5 separate regions of the Homo sapiens genome follow, and all the other regions are linked to region 1. Evidence: chromatin loops called from intact Hi-C (ENCODE). Cell type or tissue: endothelial cell of umbilical vein. All regions are shown on one strand. Region 1 has its middle 190 kb from the start of MAT2B. Region 2 overlaps LINC03000 (long intergenic non-protein coding RNA 3000). Region 3 overlaps LINC03000 (long intergenic non-protein coding RNA 3000). Region 4 has its middle 59 kb from the start of MAT2B. Region 5 has its middle 250 kb from the start of LINC03000.

Region 1 (5,000 bases):
GCACGCATATGTTTATTGTAGCACTATTAACAATTGCAAAGACATGGAATCAGTCTAAATGCCCATCAATGACAGACTGGATAAACAAAATGTGACATATATGTATATGTATCTGTGTGTATATCTATATCTGTGTATATATATCACATTTTATTTATATATATACATATGTGTGTATATATACATATCTATGTATGTGTATATATATGTTTTCATTTGTGTGTATGTATACACACACACACACACACACACACACACCATAGAATGCTATGCAGCCATAAAAAAGAATGAGATAATGTCCTTTGCCAGGACATGGATGGAGCTAGAGGCCGTTATCCTTAGCAAACTAATACAGGAACAGAAAACCAAAGACTGCATATTCTTGCATATAAGTGGGAGCTAAATTATGAGAACACATGGACACATAGAGGGGAACAATGCAAACACTGGGCCTATCAAAGGGTAGAGTGAGAGGAGGGAGAGGATCAGGAAAAATAACAAATGGATACTAAGCTTAATGCTGGGGTGATGAAATAATCTGTATCACAAACCCCATGACACAAGTTTGTCTGTGTAACAAACCTGCACATGTACCCCTGAACTTAAAATAAAAGTAAAAAAAAGAAGTTCCCAGTTTTTGGATGATGATGTACCAGACACTGGAGATTTACGCTTTTAGTTTTTATTCATGATCCATTTGGAGAGGTCTTCCCTAGCCACCCTGTCCACAGCTGTACCTCTCATCTGAATGTACTTCTTTAATTGGTTTATTTTGTTTCATAACATTTATCCTTACCTCACATAATATTATATTAGTATATTGTTTTTACGCAGTAAAATGTCTACAGTTCTCCTGCTGGAATATAACCTCCATGAGGGCAGACAGGTCTTGTTTCCTGCCTGGAGAATTGTACTAATACCTGGTATATAGCAGGTACTCAAACTTTTTTTTAAGCAAATGAAAACATTTTCTTTAAAAGCAAATAGTATCTCAATATTGCCTCCTGCAGTCCTGTGGCTCTACTGTTTGACCATGGGAGTATATGTTATCTCTCCTTATTTATTATCCCCATTTGAAAAATAAAAGTCTTCCTCTTTGGAGATTGAGTGTCGTGTTTATTTTATGCTTGATGATCCCTTGGTTAAGGATGTATTCATGAGAAATAATCAGTACAAATGACAATATTTATGTTAAGCTCTTTTTTTCTATGAAATTATTCTTTAGAAATTTTGCTGCCTCTAATCTTTCCAATCTGCCATAAGATTATCCGTGAAATTGCTACAAGATTTGCCAGTGGTCTCACGGGATAGGGGCTGCAGCATGAAAATTACACTACAGTATTTTGAAAAAGTACATCAGAATTAATTCATTGTTGTTTTTCTTCTGATCTGTAAGCAGTTTAAATTCATACTGGCCTCTGCTGTGTGTGGGAGAGATCCATAGATAATTTGTGCCTTTAATGACAGAGGTTCTCACAATTCTCTACATGAATGTCATGACAGGGAAGACAAAAATCCCTTTTTGCCACTTAGAAATGCAGGACAAAGCAGCTGACAAATGTCATCTGGAATTTTATGTCATACAAACACATATTCCCTGTGTCAGCAAGGGTACGCCTATATGATTTTAGCCGTTTCCTTCTAATTTCTCTAGAAATAATGGGTTAGTTCACACAAGACAGTGTGGAGATTATTGATATAATCACAAATTGAAATGGGACCCTGAGCTCTCTGTTCACAGAAAAACTCGCCTGGCTTTCTCTGTATTTGAAGTGATTAACGATGGTGCAGCATTGTGGGAAAATGGTATGTCTATAATTATATGAAGCCACAGGAGGGAGAAACCCTTTCTGAACCTGGTCTTTGAAGACACCCAAGTTATTTGAGTCTAAGCCATTAGGGGGAAAAACAGGAAGAAAAAAGCAAGAAAACTATAAAAAAAATCAGAATATGTAGTTGTGACACTGGTCTAGGGAGAGACTGTGTGAGACAGAAACAAAACGGTTGGGGACATGAAAAGGTAACAGACAGCAGGAGATATTGGTTTAGCAGTTAAACAGGAGACTGTGCAAAGCCAGAGCCCTCATCCCGTTAGCTGACTGGCATCTCCCTGTCATCCCTATCACTCCACCCTCCTTTCTAACCTGTAATATGGAGACAATATTTCTCACCATCTTTTGTGGGACACAGTGACACAGACAGACTGCTAAAAATAGAAAAGACGATGTCAATATTATAAATAATGACGTAGAATAGGCTGGTCTTCACTGCAACCTCTCTCTCTCTTTCTGTCTCTCATATTTGTTAACGTACAGGCCTTCTTAAAATGTAGAAAGACTTAGGACTTATGTGCATTTCAGAATCACCTGTAAGGTGCAAGCGGCGTCTGGGACACTGTTTTCTCCCCAGCAGTTTTGGTGCCCTGCTCGAAGGAGATGGACTGTATTCTCCGGCTGCCCAGGGGCAGAGTTGGGGCTGGCCAGAGGATGTGAATACAAACCGGCAGCTTATTTCCATTCCTGACCACTTGGTGACACTCTAGCTTTAGAAACTGCTCAGCTACAACAAAACCCTGGCATACAGCTTCCTTCTAGGTTGGCTTCTGTGGTTTCAAAGACAGTCATTGTTTTGAAGAAGGTCATTTGGAGAGTTCGGTGGCTGATGTGATTAGAATGTGTACAGCGAATCGCATTCCAGGTGCTTTGTGTGCTAACACTTAGGTGTTATTACCAGCATTAATTATCCAAGGGACATGTAACAAACACAGGTGGGCCCTTGTTGGTTCATTTAAAAGGCAAGGCTCTGCAGAATGCAAACCTCCAGGTAGCCACGCTGGCCTTTAATTTGGAGTTTAATTTAGGGGTAGCTGGAGCACACCAGACCTCGTCTATTCATAGATTGGATGTCATAAAAAGAAAATTATTTCAATATTAGTTCCTCTCCAACATATGCTGCACACACACACTTACCCCTAGAGTAAAAACAGTCGGCAAGAACTTGAAAATGTTGTTAAATATACTTCCTTGCATGTGATAGTTTAGGTTTTTTTCCTACCCTCATCCTCTTTACTTGCATAACTTTTTATTCATTAGTAAAAATGACATTTTTCTTCACAGAAAGAACCATCTATCAAATGAGTTAACTACCCCCAGGTTGCAAAACACATCACCCAAAATGACACATCTTCATCTTCATCTTGTTCTCTACCTCCCTTTTTCTTCTGGGACCAAAAGGGATTCGAGGAAGAAATTTGTACACTTTTTTTTTTACAGCATCAAGATGACTTTCTAAAACGGAGGAGATTTCAGTATTTAGCTGAAGGTCCTTGTGTTCTGTTTTAATGGGAGCCTAGGAGGGGGGGTTTGCCCACTTTTAAAGATGCTAGTGAGAGCCGTGCTTTTCTGACTCATTAATTTGGAAAGGCAAGAGGAGGCTGCCATTAAGAAATGTCTTTGCAATTAATTGCATGTAAAACCAAGTTTTTTTCTGACACATTTATAGAAATTGCTTTACCTTATTTATGCTGATATGCTTCTGCTGGCCTTAGCGTGAGTGGAACTGGCCCTAGGCAAAATCGAGATGCTGGCAAAATCTGTTTCTAAGCCGCTTCTGATTTTGTTGCTCACCTTTCCCTTCTCTGAATCCAGAACTTCTTTTTTATTTCCCCTTAAACCGTATTAGTTTTGAGTTCAATTGCCTCTGGCATTCCACTTATGAACGGTGGACTGTCCTTGGGCTTGGGGGTCAGCAAGCTCTGGTAGGACCCTGACTCTGCCATTTTCTTGCTGTGTAAGTTTAGGGAAATGATTTAATTTTCCCATTTTGAATAATCAGTGAAACACGGTAGGTGAAGCTTGGTGTCTGGCTTCAGAAGAGTGGAACACACAAAGTGCTTGTTAAAAATGAAATTTTCTAAATCTTATTGTAGAAAACTGGCTCAGAATTTTAAGGAAAGACTCAGGAATCTGCACTTTTAAAAGTGCTCTAAGAAATTCTCAACACTTACCTAAGTCTGTGAACTCCTGGCTTAAGAAATAAATCTTCCAAGGGGTAACTGTCTTTGTAAAAGGATCAGGAAAAACAGCATCACCGAAAGGAGGGGATGAGTAATGGGGGAGGGGGGTTACTTAGATATCATGGTTTTTTTTTGTAGGGAAGAGATTTGTGGGCAAAACAGGGTGTGATTTGATCAATTTGTGGTCCTGAATCCCATCTAGACAGGAGAAGTTGGGCATTTGATTCAGTATATTGTTTAGGCAAAGTACACAGTACCTCCTTTCTAAAGTGGAGATGCTAAATCCATTGATTTTATTCCTTCGATGTCATTTTTTCCAACTTTTTAAAAGTTGTTTTCTGTATTAGATCATTCCTCCCACCTTTGCTGATTAGTAGAGGCTTTTGCTGGACTGTAAGCTCCACGAGGGTGGATACCGTGATTTTGTGCTCCTTTGGGATTTCAGGTTCTAGCACAGCACAAGCATGTGTGGTAGGTATCTGGTCAATGAATACCTGAGGTGGGTAGAAAAATTTTCTTAACCTCTAACACGTACTGATCAATCTTCCCTTTTCTTCGTTCCGTTCACCTTTGTGTATACTTAAGGCCTGAACAGATTGAGATTCAGTGAGCAATAGAACTGTTTCAGGGGAGGTTGATGCTCTGGATGAAGCTGGGTTGCATGTATTGAAAATCAGGGATGGCTGGATTTATGGAAGGCAGATTTTGAGGGAAATTAATTCAGTATTGGCTTGTGCCTGGCCATCTTTCTAGTTCAGATCATCTAGGAGATTAAAGATCCACTAACCCAATACCAGTCTGATTTGCAGAGCATGTTGACCATTTGGAAAATTGAGCGATGGAGCAAGTTACTCCCTGCCGGGCTTTGATGTTGACCCAGACATTTAGTGCCTAGTGAGAAGATTTTAAGGAGTAACAATAGTGAGGATTGTTTTGAACATGTTTAGTATTTCCCTGAGGCGGTAACAACTATCTAATTCTTCTC
Region 2 (5,000 bases), 810 kb after region 1:
AAATCATTATTATGATGATGCCTGAAAAACACTCAATATTATCATTGTATGAAATAAAAGCAGACATTTGTGTGCCCTTCAAAAGTATGAATGCATTTCTGTTGGAAGAAAGAGACTAGTACTTGAAGAAGTGAATGAAAAGAGGATAAGTAAATTAATATTTATTGTGTCCCCTTTTCTGCCCTTTGCCCCCACACATACTCTGATAATTCCGAAGACATCATTATGAATTCGGTTTTGTAAATAAAGAAACAAATTCCCAAAAGGAGTAAATAGCCTACATTGCACCACCAATGTGTGGTAATGCTAGAATGCCACTAATAACACTCAGTCTCCATACAACTTTTCTTTCTGTCACACACAGGTACAATTTGAACTGTACAATGCTAATGCAGTTATCCAAACAAAATCATTTGATCGTTAGCGGTCAAATGTGTCAGCCAGTTTGTAAGTCAGCTTATTGGTGTAGCCACTTTTTTAGTTCTGTTTCAACTCCATTAATAAATAGTATAGGCCAGGTGCAGTGGCTCACCCTGTTATCCCAGCACTTTGGGAAGCCGAGGCGGGTGGATCACCTGAGGTCAAGAGTTTGAGACCAGCCTGACCAACATGGTAAAGCCCCATCTCTACTAAAACTACAAAAACTAGCTAGGCTTGGGGTGGGGGTTGCCTGTAATCCCAGCTACTCAGGAGGCTGAGGCAGGAGAATTACTTAAACCCGAGAGGTGGAGGTTGCAGTGAGCCGAGATCGCACCATTGCATTTCAGCCTGGGCAACAAGAGCGAAACTCTGTCTCAAAAAAAATAAAATAAAATAAAATAAAATAATAAATAAACAGTATGTAAGCCCTTGCTGGGAGCATATTTGTATTTATTTTCCTAAGTACTTACTTTCTCATGTTTTACATCTTTAAGATCATCACAATTTTACTAATTTGCCTCTCTTTATTGTTTCAATTAAAACCAGTAAAAATAATCTTCATTTACCTTTACTTTTGCCTATAATGGGTTGAACAGTGTCCCCCCAAAATTCATGTCCAGTTAGAGCCTCAGAATATGACCTTTTTTTGGAAATAAGGTCTCTGCAGATGTCGTTAGTTAAGGATTGAGATGATATCATCATGGATTTCAGGTGGGCCTTAAAACCAGTGATTGGTGTCTATATAAAAAGAGGAGAAGGACATCGTGACATAGAAAAGAGGGTGATGTGACGATGGGGTCAGAGATTGGAGCAGTGCACCTAAAAGCCAATGAATGACAAGGATCACCAGCTACCAATACAAGCTAGAGAGTAGCAAGGAAGGATTCCTCCCTAGAGCGTTTGGCAGAACATGGTTCTGCTGACTACAACTTGGTTTTGGACCTCTAACCCACAAACTACGAGAAAATAAATGTCTGTTATTTCAAGCCACTCAGTTTGTTAGTAATGGGTTACGGCAGCCCTCGCAAACTAATACAGTGTCCTGAATTATAATAAATCATTTCAGTTTAGAGGGAGTTTGCTTGACAGATGCCTTTTAGATACAATTGTCCTGTGGGCTGTCACCCCTGCTACCATTTCCAAAGGATACTGGGAGTCCACTCATGAATAATGTCTTAGTAGCTTTAAAAGAAGATGGGCAGGTTTCTTGGTGTCCAAGTAATTTTAAATAATGATGGATCTAGGAGATATAAGTTCAGTTCACTGTGCCTACACCTAGTCATCTATTTTAAGTAAGAACCTAAATAGGAATAAAATACATAGTTGACCAGGTGCTGTGGCTCATGCCTGTAATCCCAGAACTTTGGTTGGCCAAGGCCGGTGGATCACTTGAGGTCAGGAATTCAAGACCAGCCTGGCCAATGTGATGAAACCCTGTCTCTACTAAAAATACAACAATTAGCTGGGTATAGTGGCAGGCGCCTGTAATCCCAGCTACTCGGGAGGCTGATACAGGGGAATCACTTGAACCCGGGAGGTGGAAGTTGCAGTGAGCCGAGATTGGGCACTCCAGCCTGGGCAACAGAGCAAGACTCCATCTCAAAAACAAAAAAAAAAACCACATAGTTATTTTCAGGAGGCAGCCTAAACAGCTAAGAAATTAGTTGCTTATGGGAGGTAGGAGGACACGTTATTATGGAAGAGTTGATGTGTACACATTCACCTACTCTGCCACTTGTCAGTTACATCTTTGCCAACTGAAACTGTTTAAAAAAATGCTTGTATCAACAATTAAATAAACCACCTCTGATATTTAGAAAACTTTCCTTAGCTTCCTACTTGACACTTTGCACATTTTCTCCCACAAAGCAAGTTTCTCCTCTTAATTAACCAAAGGCAAGAATGATTTCTTTCAAAACTCAAACCTATACATTTAGAAAGAAAAACACCAACCCGAGGGTAAATTCATTCACATCGGTGTGTAAAACAGACCACTTCTGTTCAAAGCCCAGGAAGTGCTGATCACGCTCCTGGCCTCAATAGAAGATACAGATCATTAAAGCTCAACCCAGTGTCTGTAGCTAGGTTGTTTATTACAAAAGTAAGAATCACTAACATGTCCTCTTTGCTAGAACCATAAATCTGAAACTTCTCTTTATTAAAACTGAGATTTGACAACTGCAATACCATAGCTCCCCCTGCTGTTCTGATGCATATTGTCAGCTGCCTTTGGCAAAATCATTTTATGCCTTTCCCTTCCATTCGGCCCTCCTCTGAGCTGTTTCTGATATCTAAGTTTCCGTTTGCTTCTTAATTCTTCATCTCACCTCCCTGTGCTATTTAGCAACCCAATGGCAATTTGGAAATCGATTTTTTATGATCCTCATGTTAATATCATCTTTCACAGGCAGTGTTGGAATGATTCTACTTTTATTTAAGATCATTTCAACTGCTCTGCTAGAGCAGCTTGGAGCCTCGGAAATGGAGTTTCTACTTGCATGGACCCCTCATACATACCTCCCTGCACACACATACAGTAGTTTAAACAAACTGGAAACAAAAGAAACGTACATAACAGCCAAAAATGTTGCTAAGAACTTTATAAAGCAACGACAGAGCAGCATCAAAGCATCTGCAAATGCTTTCTCTTTCCAAATTAATACTCTATCAGTATAAAGGAGGCCACTCACCACTGGCTATATTTTCATTTTTATAAAGTATTTTTATGACTGTTTAGGGAAAGCCTGTATACAGCCATTCCCTCCATTTTGTGTGTGTAGTTTTCTTGCTCTGAGCCAACATTCCATCACCTTGGCCAAAGTAACATATATATATATATATATATACACACACACACATATATATGTATAATTTATAAACGTATTTAATTTTTATATGTATTTAATTTATATATTTAAGGTATGGCTTGACATACATTTTGGAAGATGCCTGGAGTATAAGTTATGGGTGACTGCAGAATCCTGATCTGGTAGGCTCTAGATCCTGAAGGCATTTTTCCTAAGTTAAAATTATGCATATATGCAAGATAAGGAACATGTATGTACCCCTTGTCTGGGATAGATGGCAGGCTAAGGGACCAATTTTAAGAAGACCAAGTGGACCTGCCATCTGGTATTTGTAATCATCAACTTCCATGTATGCCTCACCACTGGACTAGAAGCTACTTGAAGACAAACATTGTAAATTGTTCTCCAGCTCTTTCAGCATCAGTACAGAAAGCATTTTATGGATCTTGTGTGGCTGAGAGAATTAATGCATGAATGAACACTGCAGACCCTTAAAATCCTGTTAGGCAATATCGTTCCTTTCTAGACTCATCTTGCAGGCTCTATTCAAAAATGAAGCCAAAGGAAATTAGGATTTCAATCATTAGCTTTCCATGGCATATTTAGTTTGCTTTGTGTACATTTTCTCAAGCAATAGGCATTGTGTATGCCTTTGCTTTTGTAAAATATCCTACAGAGTTATTGGGAGAGATATAAGAAATATGTTACCAGATTCAAAAAGCACATAAGATAACCTGGAAGGCAAAACCAAACCACAAAGGAAACCATATATAAAACATTTAATTTCCAAACTGTACTTTACAAATAAGCATTTTGCAATTTTGATTAATCAATATTTATCAGCCAGTCTTTGTGGCTTGTTTCCTTTGAGCAAAGCACAATGCTGATGCAGTTTTTAGGAACTGCATACCTAGACGGATGAAATAGTAAACCCTGGGGCTGCTGCTATCAAAGGGCTTGTAAAACAGCATTTTCTGGATAGCCCATCATCTAATATGGTGCAATATGCGAGGTCTGCTTTCAGCTAGAACCAAATGTAAAAATTATGATTTTTATCAAAGAGCAAGCATGCCAAAGCCCTCTCCTGCTGCTGCAGCACCGGGCAAATGCAGGCCATGAGACCAAAAGCCAATGACCAAGGAAGGTTAAGGAAACACAGAAGAGAGCAAAAGCAAAAGCTATGAGACAGAGCGAAATCACATTGACAGATAGTTAAAGCCTGGAGCCCTCTTGTGTGATAATACCTGGAGCACACTGAAGGAACCTGTGCAGTTGTTACAGCATGGCTTTAATATGTACTTTGCAATCATTGCAGATGATGAATGCATATTCTGCTGTTATTTTTTTCTTTGTCAAATTGTGTGTCAAATATAGGATGATAGTAAAAAAAAAATTAAATGCCATATACCCCCATGCTTTTTTATTATCATCCCTAGGTAGAACTGCTGAGAACAACTTCATACATTTAATTTCAAGTCATTTAAAAAATAAGCTTAGAAACATAGAATCATTATGTAATCATTTCTCTTGCTCCCTCTGTGTGCATACATGTGTAGACATGGTTTTTTAAACATAAAAGAGAATTTATGACATTGATATTAACATCCATAGAATTAAGTCACCATTCTTACAGAGGGATAAAAGACAAAAATACTGATTATGAGAGACACAAAGAAGAACTAGCAGACCCTAAGTTATAGAAGATAGCAAAGAGGGAGCATCTGGGCAAAAATTGAGATAATTTCTTTACTGTGAATGTGATTAGGAAATACA
Region 3 (5,000 bases), 780 kb after region 1:
AGTGACATAGCCATAAAAATGTAGAACTAATCCATTTAATTTTAAACCCCATGCTCTTAACTAACATTCTTGACAAAAGCCTCACCTTCTGTCAAGTCCTGTATCCTTTTCTTATCATCTTGCTTTCCATCATTCTTACCGTTGCCACAGAACAATGCCTACCTTTTCTCTCAACATTTAAAATTATTTCTAAAGATTTTAGAATTATATCTTCCTGGGCCAGGTGTGGTGGCTCATGCCTGTAATCCCAGGACTTTGGGAGGCCGAGGCGGGCGGGCCACGAGGTCAGGAGATGGAGACCATTCTGGCTAACACTGTGAAACCCCGTCTCTACTAAAAATACAAAAAAATTAGCTGGGCGTGGTGGCGGGCATCTGTAGTCCCAGCTTCTCAGAGGCTGAGGCAGGAGAATGGTGTGAACCCGGGAGGCAGAGCTTGCAGTGAGCCGAGATCAGGCCACTGCACTCCAGCCTGGGCGATAGAGCAAGACTCCGTTCCCCCCACCAACAACGCCCCCCCCCCCCAGCAAAAAAAAGAATTATATCTTCCTTATTTATCCAGGTCATATTTGTCATAAGGAACAATTCAATCTAGCAGAATGATACTTAATAAATATAGGAAAGTTTATGTAAAATGTAGGATTTACACATACTTTTACAATTCCTCTACTACATTGATCTGATTTATGTACTTTGGAATAAGTGAGACATATATTACAAAGAAATAGGATACAAGGTGGAATATTATAGTTTACATAAGAGATACATGTTCAAATAAGAGTTGGCAGGAGGGAAGCATGACTTCCCTCAGGGGAGTCATGGAGGAACCAGACTCTTCACTCTGTAGCACGTATCACAGTTTTCTACTAAAACCCGTTACCTTCTTCCCTGTGGTAATAGGATTTTGCTGGATACCTGGTTAGACTACATTTCCCAGGCTCCCTTGCCATTTTTGGGGGGCCCTGGGGGGACTATGTAACAGAGTTTTCTCCAAGGGAATGTAAATAAAAATGAAGTAGCCTCCAAGCTACTTTTTAAAAATCAAATGAGTCTCTTGAACATTCTCTTTTTCCTTCTACTGTCTGGATTTGAATTAGAAGGGCCTGGTAGTATAACAGAGCCAGGAGGTGGTAGGCACCAGGGTCCTTGAATCAATATGGATGAGGTTACCAGTAGACCAGAAACACCAGCCTGTATTATAAATGATCAAAAGATAACCTTCTATTATGGTAAACCACTGGTATTTGGAGAAAGGAGTCTGTAATGGCAGCTTCTCTTACTTTATAACATACTTTTCAAACATCTAACAAAATATATCTACCACCTTTCACAATTTTGCACCTGGAAGGGTTAGGGAAAAGTGTATCCTGGGGCCTCAGGGAAAAAAAAGAAAAAAGGAAAGAAAAAAATTACAAATGGCTTAACACAATAATTCTGTAGAAGATATAGTCAATGAAAGCACACATGAAGGAGTAATCAGTTCTGCCTAAGAGAGTGTTTAAAAGATTCACAGGGGGAGGAAACTTGAAGAATGAAGATATGTTTTCAAAGAAGTTGGAAAATAACATAGGAAGTGAGAACTGCATGAACAAAATTTAGGGATTAAAGAATGAACACTGGCCACTTCATGGGAAATTTAGTTTGGCCGAAACACTTGACACAAAAGAAATGAGAATAGACCCTGGAAGGGGCTCAAGGATGGAAAGTAAAACTAGGCCAGATCTTGAAGCCCTTTGGATACCTTGTGTAGTAGGCAGAATAATGACTTCCCTAAAGATGTAAGTATGATAGGCTACAAGGCAAAGGGAATTAGGGTTGCAGATGGAATTACAGTTGCTAATCAGCTGACCTGAAGACATTAAGATAGGGAGACGATTTTGGATTACTTCAGTGGGCTCAACGTAATCACAAGGGTCTTTAAAAGGGTTAGAGAAAGATGTGACTATGAAAAACCAGAGAGATAGCAACAGGACAGGAGTTGGCCTGATAGTGTTGGCTTTGAACACAGAGGAAGGGGCTACGAACCAAGGCAAGCAGGTGGCCACTAAAAACTGAAAAAGGCAAGGTAACGGGTTCCTCCCAGAGCTCCTGAAGATAATCCAACCCTACTAACATTTTGATCTTAGCTCAGTGAGATCCAAGTCAGGCTTTTGAGCTACAGAAAATACATTTGTATTCTTTAAGTCACTCAGTTTGTGGTTATTTATCGTAGCAGCAGTAGGAAACTAATACTTCTTGCTAAACCTGATCTTGGAGAACAGATGAATATTGGGATCAGAATTGCCCCCAAGAGGGTCCACCTGGGAGCAGTGTGCAAAATGGGTTAATTGGGCAGGACCAGAAAAAGAAAAATAGTCAGAGATCTATTTTTAACAGATTAGACCTCCAATAAGATGCTGGAAGGCAACTAATGCAGCAGAAGTAAGGAAGCCGAGAGAAAGAATATGCTTTGCAGTGAGAATAAGCTTGTTTTCCGAGTCTGTGCTATCCAGAAAGTTGGGGATTGGGCAGATGCAATGTATTGTTAAAGCAACGTATTCTGTGAACTTATGTAGATATAGGAGAATAATTCTAGTTTCTTGATACATTTCAAGATATTATTACAAATATTGAAAACAAAACCAAGGTTGCTTGCTCCTTTTCATATTTCTGAAGCATTTGTAAATCTTGATGCTTTTCCCCTCACATACTCTTTTATGCACAATGCAGATGTAGCCTTACCTGCAAATGCAGGCCTGTGTAAAAGTGACATCTTGTGTTGCTTTGATGCATTGCATTTCTTGTTCTCCCTGTCACGATTCCTCTGTTTTGGAAATTCTTTTACTTTTATTTTGCTAAAGAGCAAAGAGAGACTAAACTAAAATTATTGCAACATAAAGCGTATAACTCATGGTATTAAAAAATTACATTGTTCTCTATGTTATTTATAAATTATACAATAGTGACAGGTAAATCATTCCAATGACAGAATTTATATCTGCCCTTGTACTGGATTGTAAACCTGAGAGAGAAGAGTTTGATTTTTTTAAATTAAATTTAGTAGTTATTATGAAAATGCTTTAGAACAAAAGAAATCCACTGATTTGAAATGTCTAGAAACTAGCCTGTTTTCTATTTTCATGAAATGTTACTTTTCATGGCTGACGAGGTCCTTGTGGTTTCAGGTGTGAGAGTATATTATCCTATCTCTTACTATAAATTCACTTCACTGCTAAGTTTGAGGCTCAATGGCAATTTTATCAAAACTTGCCAATTCATTTTAGGCCACAGATAGAATACTCACACACTTGAGTAAATAAAAAAGTATGCAAAATTCTGGAAAAATAGCTATGTGATCAATAAAATTAATTATGAGGATGTCAATTGTTCCCTTCTTCCCCATGGTTAACAGGCTGGTATCAGAAATACTAGAGACAGAAAATCTTTCCAGCAGGTTAGTAAGGATTAAGGTGGTATGATGCAATCTAGAATAATGGGGAACAAAAAAGAATATATGGTTGAACACGAAAAAGAAAACTAAATGAAAGAAACAGCATGCCATATGATCACCACAGATAGAGAGAGAGAGAAGCCCAAAGCTTAAAGCTAAAAGAGAAAGGAAGGTCTGAAATCTCGAATAATAAAACTAGGAGACTGCTGGGAAGAAACACTCTGGAGAAGAAAGAAAAGGTGCCTAGATCAAAGATAGATGAGACAGAATCTTAAACGAAGAGGAATAAATGGTTGTCAAAGGCAGAGAAAAACCACAGAAGCTAGAAGCTGGCTGTTGGAGAACATGATTACAGATCCCACCCTTAGATGGGAATGAGACCGAAGGGTATGAGGGAAGGATATAGGTTCACTTGTACCATTAAACAGTAAATTGCAGCTGGTACAAACTCATCATTCACTCAAAGTTTACAGCCCCCCCAAAAATGAAGTGAAATAACAACTGTTAGATGTGGTGAAGACAAAGTGGTTTGTCAAATCAGACACCTGGGTTTGAAGCTTGGATTTCACTTTTTTTTTTTTTAAACTTTGCAAGTTCCCTAACTATTCATCTTGTTTACTCATCTGTAAAGTGAGGACAACTGCACCTTTTTCCTAAAGCTATTGTGAGGGAGAAGTGAGATAAGCAAACCTCCTTGGGCCTAGTTGCCAGTAATCAGTAGATACTAAAACTTCAATTAATAATTGGTTGGGAGATTGACTTTAGCTCTTTCTTGCCTAAGTAAATCATGATACACACACACACGTGATCAATAAGAGAAATAGATTTCTAAAACTGTTTTTGTATTACATGTGGAGATGGGGAAGACAATTACTCCCCTTTCTTGGTAAAAAAAAAAAAAAAGAATGAATCAAAGATAACAGAGAAGTTTGGGGCAGGCCACTTGTCAAAGGTAGAAGTTTTAATCTCTTTGCATATTGTTTCCCACATTAGCATATAGAAGTTGTGGTGGGAAGAATGTTATAGAGTTGATCTTTGAATAACGCAGGGGTTAGGGGTGCCGACCTCCATGCAGTTGAAAAATCTATGCATAACTTTTAACTCCTCCAAAATTTAACTATTAATAGCCTACTGAGAAAGCAAGAGAAAGGACAGTGGTATTAAGAAAATCAATATTATTTAAAAAGTCAGAATAGAAAATACATTTACTATTCACTAAGTGGAAGTGGATTATCATAAAGGCCTTCAACCTCATCTTCAACGTTGAGTAGGCTGAAAAGGAGGAGGAAGAGGAGGGGTTGGTCTTGAGGGGTTGGCCTTGCTGTCTCAGGAGTGGCAGCGGGTGAAGAAAACCTGTGTGCAGGTGGACCCACGAAGTTCAAATTTGTGTTGTTCAAGGGTCAGCTATACAGTTGGCTTTGTTTTATCCCCATAAGATCAAGGATAATTTACCTGGGGTAAAGTACGGTCTGTGGGCTGCCTGCAACGTTACCCCGCATGATGCCTGTTCAAACTGCAAAGTCCTGGAGTCATACCCAGACTTTCCAAAACACATCTCTAGGAGTGGAGCT
Region 4 (5,000 bases), 130 kb before region 1:
GTGAAGAAACAAAGAAGGTCATGGTCTTGCTTTCCAGAGGTACTAGGGGGAACCACATTTGAAATGCTCCAGGGCAGGGCTGGTCACCCTGGTGTGAAAAGACTATAGCAACTGCCAGAGAAACGTGACAGTGTGAAAACCTTCCATTTAGGAGTCATCAGTTCGCCATTCACCCTTGTCAGCCCAGCTGCTGGGATGGCTCAGAGGGAAAAGAAATGATTGATAGTGGCCCTTGACAGGGTACAAGGGAGAAAGTAAATGTTCGACAAATGACTGCAGGTCATGTTGGCCAGGCTCTCTGACTCCCAATCCTGCTCTTGAACTTTATGATGGAGAGTGTGCCTCCCTCATAGTCTCTTCAGTCTAAATCACTTGCACGGCCTGAGCAACATAGGGAGACCATGTCTTTACAAATAATTAAAAAATCAGCCAGAAGTGGCGGCTCGCATCTGTGGTCCCAGCTACTAGGAGGGCTGAGGTAGGAGGATTGCCTGAATAGGGGAGATGGAGGCTGCAGTGAGCTGTGATTGTGCCACTGCACTCCAGCCTGCGCAATGGAGTGAGACCTTGTTTCAACAGATAAATAAATAAAAGCAAAATAAATCACAAATGAAGGACTTCTGCTTTGATACTTTTGTTCACTTGAAGCTAAAATGGACTTGGCCTTCAAATGCAGTTTTGTTTATTTACAATGTCAGCTCTCGCAGCGTTCTTTAACATGAATGATTGCCAGGAACTATGTTAAGATCTTGCCAAGCGTCCTCACACCAACTTGAAGAGTGAGGGACTGTCAGCCCCACTTTACAGATGAAGATATAATCTCAAACATGGATTAACTTGCTGAGATCACACAAGTAATAAGTGGCAGAGGTTGGGGCTTCGACTTGGGTGTGTCTGAAGCCAAAGCCTGTTTTCTAGGACACTTTCCTGTCCCCTCTTTCCAAATATTGACCTATAATGTGAATCCTTACACAGAAAAGTGGACCAGCAATTTTGCCCTCTGCCTACAGGTTGAGTAGTAGGGAGTGCCCGTTGATTTTGTGGCAAGGGCTGGCACAGTGCTGGGAGTTGGGGCTGGGCCTTGTCACAGCAGTCTGCAGCCCTCAGATGCTCTGGGTCCAGCTGGTTAGTACCAGCCAGTCAGACAGCATTTTCTAACACTGATTGCAGCTGTGTAGACCTGGCAGCTATGTCAGGCTCCCAAAATAAAAGCTTAAGGGTCTTTTATTTTGTTACCAACTGGCCTGGTTTTGACACTTAACTGGGAACAACTAGGCTTTCAAGTGCTGGGTTATATGAGCTCAAGTTACCCACTGTGTTTTCAGATTATCACTTAAACAATCACATGCATGAAATTTAAATCTAGCACTTGCACCTAAATTCAAACTAGAATGTTACGTTAAAAACCTACAGGCTTTGTTCAATCTTGGAGAGACTTTAACTCCCAAGGGAAAAAAAGAGTCCTATTGCACCTCAATCCTCCCTAGGGTGATGGTAAGGATTAAATAGATGGCATCATTTCCATTTTACAGATAAGTTGGATCAGAAGGGTTTCTATCTTGAGTGTGCCTGGCACCTTGTTTTACATCTGTATATACTCCACTGAAAATCATTGTTTATTGGTTGAGTCACCCTATAGTCAGGAAATGGGAAAAGGAAATAAAGGTATGATTTATGTAGTTTTAGGTGTACCGTTGTTTCCATTCTGTCTGGTTCACCATCCTGGGGAAGTTTTCCTTTCTACTCTGTGTCCAAGTGTTGAATTCCTCCTACCCTGTGAGAGGATGACTACCCAGAAATGACCTCTGGGGTTATCTTGGACTTGAATGGTGCAGAGGTAACAACTGATGGTGTGGAGCCTACAAATGAATGTGAAAAGCAACAGGTCTTCCCCCGCCAGTCTCCCTTGCAGCAACCCCGCAGGAAGGCAGTGAGATGAAAAGCCAGGTATGGACCCCTGTGGCAGGGAAGTGTCCAATGTCATCATTAGGTCAGAGAATTGCACCTCCTTGCTATTCAGCTATTTTAATGACATTTTTTCCCACTTGATTTCTTCTCCTTGCTATAAGGTAATTCAGTGTGGAATGAAACCCAGAGACCGGAATCTGATTTGAACAGAGGTTTTATTGTAAGCGGTATTTGTGTTCTTTATTCTCTTTATTTTTATTTTATTGTTTTTAATTTATGTTTACAGTCAACACAATAAGCCCAGTTTTTGTGTTCTTTAAAGTGTAAGTTTTTTTCACATATTGTTCAATGTTGTAAATGTTTTATATTTATGAAAACTACAGTTTTTAGTCATAACCTTTCAAGCCTCCTTGGGAAACAGCTGCACTATTCTTTTAGACCACACGAGGGCAATGGTGTCACGTGTAAAAGATGCTCGCCTGCTGCTTTCTGAACAGATGGCACATTTGTTAGACTTCATTGGATGTATTTTTCCTTTATTGAAGCACAGGGGAATTTCGCATTTGCAGGTAGAATGGGGAAAGACAGTTAAAATTTTATACCGTATTTTTATCTCTTTGTTTATGCTGATAAAGGTAGCAAAGGCAGTTGATTTTTTCTCTTTTTTGCTGTTTTGAGGGATTGGTGTGCTAACAAGTTGAGGTCAGCATTCATTACCACAGTGACCCTGGCAGAAGATGCTCTGTTGATTTTGCATTTCATTGAAAATGTCACAGAGATAATACATAAACCCGTCTTTCCCCCCCAAACCCTCCAATACCCTTTCGATATGATTCTCATCCTGTTGTTCCTATTGGATTATCTTTGTGATTAATGTTTCTCCACGCCCATTAAGTAGGGAGACTACAGCCAGCTTTCTCTGAGGATACCTTGTGTGACCTTACTTACTCCGCGGTCACAGAAACTCTGAAGTGTTCCTTTCACGGATGGGCTTGGTCCTGCTGGGTTCCTAATGTCCCCCAGTCTCTCTGGGTTCTGGAGGTCTTCACTCAGAACTAACCAGCTCACTCTTCCTAAGGCAGAATAATGCAGAGGTTTCACCCAAAAGTAGGCAGTACTAGCATCTTTTCTATGGGAATATTTGGTTTGCCATGTTATATTGGCCTGTCCATTTTAAAAAAAATTAGTTTTCAACGCTTAAATGCAAAGACTTCTCATTAAAGATCTAGGTTTCTTGCTTTTCTTGAAACATCGGACAGCATGGTATTTCTAGCCTGAACAGCCCCTGGTGACAATCGGCAGAGCCACCTTTGTGGCTTTATGCAGTCACTGCACACACAGATCTTCCCTTTTGTTTTCCTGACACTAAGGGAGGTGCCCTTTTTAACCACGTTTGTACTCTTTTCGTTGTAATAAAAAGGAAAATGAGAATTTAATACCCATGCCCGTCTCAAAGGAAAAAAAAAAATAGAAAGGTATAGTAGGAGAGCCACATGTCTCAAGAAAAAAAAATGATCCTAAATCTAGACCTCCCTGCTGTAGCACTTAGAGTAATTGCCTGGCCTTGCGGGCATTCGATTTTCAGCACCTGGGAGAGCTTCGTCTTTAAAAGTGGGCTGGCCTGGGGTTGTCCTTGGTTAAACCCCAAGGACACTTGAGAGTCCAGTCATCTTTTATCCTGATGGTTCAATGGGGACAACCTCATTTAATCTTACAACAGCCTGCGAGGTAGTCACTGTCCTATATGGGTACACTGCTTAGCGCCATACCGGGCACGCGTTCAGAGGTCGACCACGCCCTGACTTTTCCTTAGCTTTATTTTGGAAGCAGTGGGTTTTAAGGCTGGTGCTCCTCGGAGCCTCCTAACCATCACTCGTTTGGCAAGTTGCAGATACACTGCCTGACTAAGCTGGGAGAAAGAAAGGGTTAAAGAAGGAGAGCGGGAGGGGAAAACCCTTTGGATCGTGGGCTCTGACCCAGACGCGTCTCCATGCCCGCTCTGCAGCCTCGCGGTGGCAGCTGAGCTGCACGTAGCTGGAGGAGGCTGCAGGAACAGACAGGAAATCCATTCTTGTTCTGCAGATACGTCGGCAAAACTCCCAAAGCAAACAGCAGAGGAAGTTTGCTTTAGTGGAGACAAACTCACAACTTTGCTCTTTCAAAGCCTCTGTTTACAAGTCAAAGCCCAGGCTCAGTCGGGCTTTCTTCCCACACTCACCTCCAGAGGTGCTGCCTGCGGGCGTTTCGCTATCAAAGACCCGCAGCGCCGCGGCCGGTCCGGGATAAGCCGGTGGCTGCGGCTCCAATGCGGAACCGGTTCTCTAGCCGCTAAGGAGCCAGGGCTGCTCACCCCAGGCCCCCTGAGGTTCAAATTTGGGAAACGGAGAGATGGGGCGCGGGGGAAGCCCTTAGATCTAGTGAGCCCTAGAGTTGAGCATCACGCGCAGAATGAGGTGACTCAAAAAGGAAATTGGCAGGTGCTGGCCTTGGGTAATTTCCCAGTGCCCAAAAGTGCTAAACCACGCTGCTCAAAGAATAGAAGCCACCAAAATATCTGAGTGGTGGTGCTGGCTCTGTCACCTGAACTGTGTCCAGTGTTATACCTGAATTGGGTGTATCTGTTAGCTTAAAATAAGATAATACTGTAATAGCTAGAGTCTGGAATAAAAATAAGTTATCTAACGGTGAAGTTTGGTGACTTTTTCAAAACAATAGCACAGATCTTATGTAACTTTATATTCCAATAAAATCTTTCCTGTGGGGGAAGTGAGTAAGATGGTGCTTTCAGCTGATTAACAGGAGACCAGGCCCAGGGGTACCAGGCAGACAGAGAACATGGAGATCGGGTGAGTGGCTGGCTTTCTTGCCCTTGAGGAGCTGAAAGCAAAAAGATCTCAGATAAGGTGGAATACTGTGTTCAAAGCCAACGGTTCTGGGGGCAGCTGCATTTGGTTTTGAATCCTGGCTGTGATGCTTTCTAGATGGGGATGTTGGGAAAATCACATACTCTCTTTAAAACTTAGTTTTCCATTGCTGAAAAGGGGATGGAGAGAGCCGTTAAGCACTTCCTCAAGGTTACACAGGGGGCAAAT
Region 5 (5,000 bases), 350 kb after region 1:
ATTCATCATTTTCCTCATTCCACTCCCAAATGTGTCTTCTTCCTATATTTTCTATCAGCAGGAGTTACTAAGATCCAAATGTATCTCAGGCTGTGAACATGAAAGTCACCGCAGATTCTTTTTTTTTTTCTACCTCTCTCCACATTTTCAGTGTCAAAAGGCCCTATAGAATCTCCCTGTCCATTTCTCCTGACTTTGTCTACTTCTCAACTCCCACTCACTCAGTTCAAGCTCTTATCTTCTGCTTAAAATATTGTCATAGTTTCTTAAGTTATCTCCCAGCTCTAACATTACTTCTGTCTACTTTACTGGTTTTTATAAAACTAATACATAGTCATTATAAAATTAATACATAATTACTACATAATTTTGTCTATCCTTTCTGTAAATGCAACAATACCACCATGTAGTCAACAGAATAAAAATCCACACTTGGCATTATCACATATAAAGACCATCTTTTTTCAGACTTTCATTTCTTATTTGTGTCACCTCTTGTAGCTCCTGCCCCAAATACAACAGATTCTTAGTCACGGAGAAAAATAGAATGTTCCTAGAAGGGCCATCCCATCTCCAGTATTGCACCAAATGGGCTCTGGAATAAGATTCCCTGAACTATAATCCAACATCTTTGACTCTGGGTTTACTGTTTACCCTTTAGAGAGATAATAATAGTAACATGCCTCATGGTTCATTGGGGGGATTAATGGAGGTGACCTCCTTTAAAGCACGTTGTACAAAGCCTACCTTGTCATTGTTCTATTAGAGTAAAGACAACAAACAAGGCAATATCTTCATGTCTTCCTCAAAGGTGTTCTTTTATCATGAAATGTCCTAATTAAAATCAGGGAAACTCAGCTCACATAACTTTTTCTTGAGAAAGTCTTCCATATTCAATACCTAGTGCCTTAGGTTCTCATTCTTCTGTTCCATATTCACACACACATGTGTGCATGCAAGCATCCATTATTACTCTTGTCACACTGTAATATACGTATTGGTTTGGGTTGTCATGTAACCCCAACTAGACAGTACTTAAAGTGGAGATTTGCATCGCAATCATCTAGTACTTTACTAAGCACATTGTAGATACTTGACTAAATGAGTATCAGCATAAGAAAAAAGAATAGCTCTTTCAGATAGTCTAAATCAATCTGTACATATGGGCTACACTTGAATGTAACATCATACTGGGTGTGGTGGCTCACACCTGTAATCCCAGCACTTTGGGAGGCCAAGGCAGGAGGATTACTTGAGGTCAGGAGTTCAAGACCAGCCTGGCCAACATGGTGAAACTCCATCTCTACTAAATATACACCACACCTGGCTAATTTTTGTGTGTGTCATAATACGAAATAACATTAATGAACAATTTGTGTTATTTGATACTTGACCCAATACCTTGCTTGGGTATTTCTCTCTTGGCAGAAGAAAAATACTGCCTGAATGATTTTTTTTGTCTCGATGCTGAGATTTTCTGGGAAGCACAAGAACCAATGTAGTTGAAATGGAATGAGGTAGGGGAAGAGACACATCTTCAATACCTTTGTGCTCCTGTCTTTACACTGGTCCTTGCTTTATGTAACTTTTCACAAATTGTCTCTAGAAGTGCAGATGTCAACTAAAAGGCAGGCTTAGTTTTAATATCCTCTTGTCATTCTATTTTCTTTTGTTAAATTGAGAAGGAAGATGAGAAATCAGGACAGGTTCTCTATTCTCTCATATGGTATATCCGGCAGCTGGAGAATAGCAGTGGTTGACAAAATGTTCAGTTAATTGAAGCTATGTAGTGGATATTGATGATCTTTCTACATTTAATGGAGAAATAAATCTGCTGCTAGAGAAAAAAATAAAAATGGCTCTTTGGCTGATATATGTCCACACTAGCCTCTTCAGGCAAATGAAAAAATAATAATCACCTCCCCAGATGTAATATGTTAATGCTTAATTGTGCTCTACAGAACATCTCAAGTTTAAGAAAAATAACAGTGTAGCATATTCCTCGATTTTTAACTGTTAGATACAATGAAAACATAGTGAGATGAAAACATTTAATTCACACAGTAGCCTGTTGGTGACAGCAAAGTTACACAAATTTCAGCATGGAAACATACATTCAAATAAGACTATTTAGGCTTTCAAAATATTGTAAAATAATGGAAAGTATGAGAGATATTATTAAATGGGGCCATTATAAATACATTTCAAACACTCTGGTTATTCCTATTTATACATGATTCTGGACCTTTTGAGGCTTCAAACCTCTAATGGTTTGGATAAATAAAAACTGTGGATATTCCTATAATATTTCCTGTTCCTTTCAAAGAAGGGAAGCATTAGTAGCTCAGAGGTAATTTCATTTGTAAAATAAAATGACTTCTTAATAAAAATAAAATAAATGAATCTGAAAGGCTTAGGCATTAATTGTACTAAGCCCATTATAGTATCTTTTGAAACTCAGAAATTCTCAAAATTATCTTACATTCTTAAAATTTAGCCTATTTGGAAATACTGCTGTACGTTTAATCAATTTGAAAATATTTATTTACCTCTTGTTTCTCATTGAATGAGACTGATCAGTTAGGAAAATTCCTGCCATTATTATACTCTATATCAAATTCAAGCATTAGGCTCTGAGTTACAGGACTCAATACTATGTGCAAGTATAAATTAATTTGATTGGCTTTAAAATGTATGATAGCTAAAAACTCTGTGCATTCTCAACTCTAGTCCGTTCTGCCTATAATGACCTGTTATATTTCCTCTTTATGTAGTTTCTCTCCACTGTTGTCTCCAATGTTCCCTGCATTTAGAGATACTTTCCTTCACATTATTCCTTTTGTTCTTTCCTTCCTCAAGAACATCAGAAAGTTCTTGTCTTCATGCTCAATCCTTCTTTCCCGTTGTTGAATCCTGTGTCTTAATCAATTTTCTGTGTAATAAGAAGCAACATGAATCCTCTATGAAATGATCATAAAGAAATCAAAGGTAGATTTCAACTAAGGTTATAACTCTGATTGTCAGTGGTTTCCTGGATCTCTATGTTGAGAAGGATTCTGAAACCATGCTTAGTCTCAAAGGGAAAGTCCGCTATAATCAACTACCCTATTATGCTCTGCATGTATAGTTTAGGGTGGCATATATTATCCTAATCATAAGGTTGGTCTAAGGCAGTGGTCTTCTAACATTATATCAAAAACACGTTGAGGGCTCTTGAAAATACAGACTGATAGGCCCCACCTCCTAGGGGGTTTCTGATTCAGTATATGTCGGGCATGATCCAAGAATTGTGTTTTTTACAAGTATGTAATTTATGCTGTTGCTGGAGGTCCAGGGACCACGTCACACTTTAAAAATTACTGATCCAGTGCAGTGTTCATCTTCTTTTTTTCCATCTTCTCTCTCTCTTTCTCCTTCTCTCTCTCTCTCTCTCTGTGTGTGTGTGTGTTTGTGTGTGTGTGTGTAGTTTTTCTTAACGTAACTGAGTATCAGAATACCTTGAGGACTTAAAAAAAACTTATAACTGTGTTATACCCTAGAATTATGATTTTGTACATCTGGGGTTAGGCCTTTGTATAAACATTTATACTTTTAAAATTTTCACAGGTAAACTTGCATAACATTCATTGAGACTTATTTCCCTAAAAGTAGGTATACTATCTGTTTACAGTGATATGTACAATGCCACCATGTACAAGGGTTTTATATTAGAATGATTTGATAGTATAAGGAAAAAAGCTAAATCAAAACTACGTTTTAAATATCAGCATAACATCCTAGAAGATGCCATGAAGAGCATTGAAGAAGAGAATGGAGCACAGATTTAGTGAGTGGATAGGGTTTGCCTTGCTCCTTAGAAAAAGTGAGCAACCAGATTAAGAGGAGAGTAAGTGTTTCATGTAGAGAAAGTAGTGTGCTAAGTGGGAAATAGCATTGTGGCTTACAGAAATTGAAAATGTGGCTGGATCATACTGTTCAAGATAAAAGACAAAATTTAGGGGGAGTATTGGAATCCTAAGTCCAGAAATACAAGTTGGGGCTATGTCATGTTGGGTCTTGTAGGCTATGTTAAGAAGCCTAGGCTTTATCCTAAGAGCAATAAAGATCCACTTAGGAGTATCATGGCTGAGGAGTATCATAGCTAAAATTTCATTTTAGAAAAAAAAATTTCTGACTACAATATAAAAAATAATTTGGAAGCCAACATATTTGGAGAAAATGGACAAATTGTGAGGCTATAGCATTAATTCAGGAAAGGTTATAGAGGTTCCATGAAAGCTCAGATATGTAGCTTGATCATCAGTGTTTTTCCAGAGCTTATAGCACAGTGCCTGGCATGGAGTGGGTATTCAAAAGAACTTTCTTTAATGAATGATTGATGGAATTAGAGAAGTAGAAATGGGGCTTGAGATAACTGGACAGATTCAAATTCCAACAACGTTTATTGAATGGAATTGATCAATCTGTGATTGTGACTTTTTTTTTTTTTGAGAAATCAGGAAGAGGAAAGAGGTAACAAAGAGTAAACACATACATATCTCTTCTATTTGTTAAAAAGAGGCTGCCCTCCCTACCCCACCCTCCGCCTCACTTCTCCCTCTCTCTTGCTCACTTTCTTCCTCTCTCACTATGTAATTTGTGTCCACACCAGCTGTCCTTCACCTTCTGCCATGAGTGGAAGAGCTTGCGGATTTCACCAGATGCTTAATATTATGGCTAGCAGAAACATGAGCCAAATATATATATATATATATATTTTTTTTATAAATTACCCAGTCTTGGGTATTACTTTATAACAACACACAATGGACTAAGACAGATGGATAGGGAAGAAAGATAAATATGTTGGGTGAAGTTGTCAGAGAGAAGGAGAAGTAAAGGGGTCGAAGACACAGTAGAGCTCAGTGGTGTCAGAATAAGGACATGAATAATTGCTATAGTTGAAGAGTGAAACACAGAGGATAGGAGGACATGGAGACTGGGGAATTTTGAATTTAACA

The links. A loop is a pair of places that touch in the nucleus more often than their neighbours do. Peaks named below come from ENCODE experiments on the same cell type or tissue, not always from the same donor. Only the 100,000 strongest peaks of a DNase experiment are listed, where the experiment ranks them.
Region 2: it touches region 1 in a loop (13-fold over the local background); 51 of 110 quality-filtered maps call a loop at or near these places.
Region 3: a loop joins it to region 1, with 13 times the contacts of the local background. A loop is called at or near these places in 11 of 110 quality-filtered maps.
Region 4: a loop joins it to region 1, with 4 times the contacts of the local background. A loop is called at or near these places in 16 of 110 quality-filtered maps.
Region 5: a loop joins it to region 1, with 7 times the contacts of the local background. A loop is called at or near these places in 3 of 110 quality-filtered maps.

Annotation. Positions count from the first base shown.
Region 1 is chr5:163,693,940-163,698,939 of GRCh38, forward strand. No RefSeq gene overlaps it. Among named protein-coding and RNA genes, the nearest start is that of MAT2B, 190 kb to the left of the region's middle. RefSeq lists an enhancer at 2,591-2,640. In endothelial cell of umbilical vein, a CTCF peak has its summit at 2,528; a DNase peak (open chromatin) is centred at 2,572; H3K27ac peaks cover 662 bases.
Region 2 is chr5:164,501,735-164,506,734 of GRCh38, forward strand. All of the region lies in intron 2 of LINC03000 (long intergenic non-protein coding RNA 3000), which reads left to right. The region is part of intron 2 of LOC102546299 (a long non-coding RNA gene); the gene reads left to right. Among named protein-coding and RNA genes, the nearest start is that of LINC02143, 37 kb to the left of the region's middle. In endothelial cell of umbilical vein, a CTCF peak has its summit at 2,618 (motif pointing left); a DNase peak (open chromatin) is centred at 2,607.
Region 3 is chr5:164,472,789-164,477,788 of GRCh38, forward strand. The region is part of intron 2 of LINC03000 (long intergenic non-protein coding RNA 3000); the gene reads left to right. The region is part of intron 1 of LOC102546299 (a long non-coding RNA gene); the gene reads left to right. Among named protein-coding and RNA genes, the nearest start is that of LINC02143, 7.9 kb to the left of the region's middle. In endothelial cell of umbilical vein, no CTCF peak of the experiment used is centred here; a DNase peak (open chromatin) is centred at 2,743.
Region 4 is chr5:163,562,152-163,567,151 of GRCh38, forward strand. No RefSeq gene overlaps it. Among named protein-coding and RNA genes, the nearest start is that of MAT2B, 59 kb to the left of the region's middle. In endothelial cell of umbilical vein, a CTCF peak has its summit at 2,344; DNase peaks (open chromatin) are centred at 1,720, 2,360, 4,030 and 4,710; H3K4me3 peaks cover 929 bases; H3K27ac peaks cover 2,466 bases.
Region 5 is chr5:164,046,654-164,051,653 of GRCh38, forward strand. No RefSeq gene overlaps it. Among named protein-coding and RNA genes, the nearest start is that of LINC03000, 250 kb to the right of the region's middle. In endothelial cell of umbilical vein, no CTCF peak of the experiment used is centred here; a DNase peak (open chromatin) is centred at 2,088.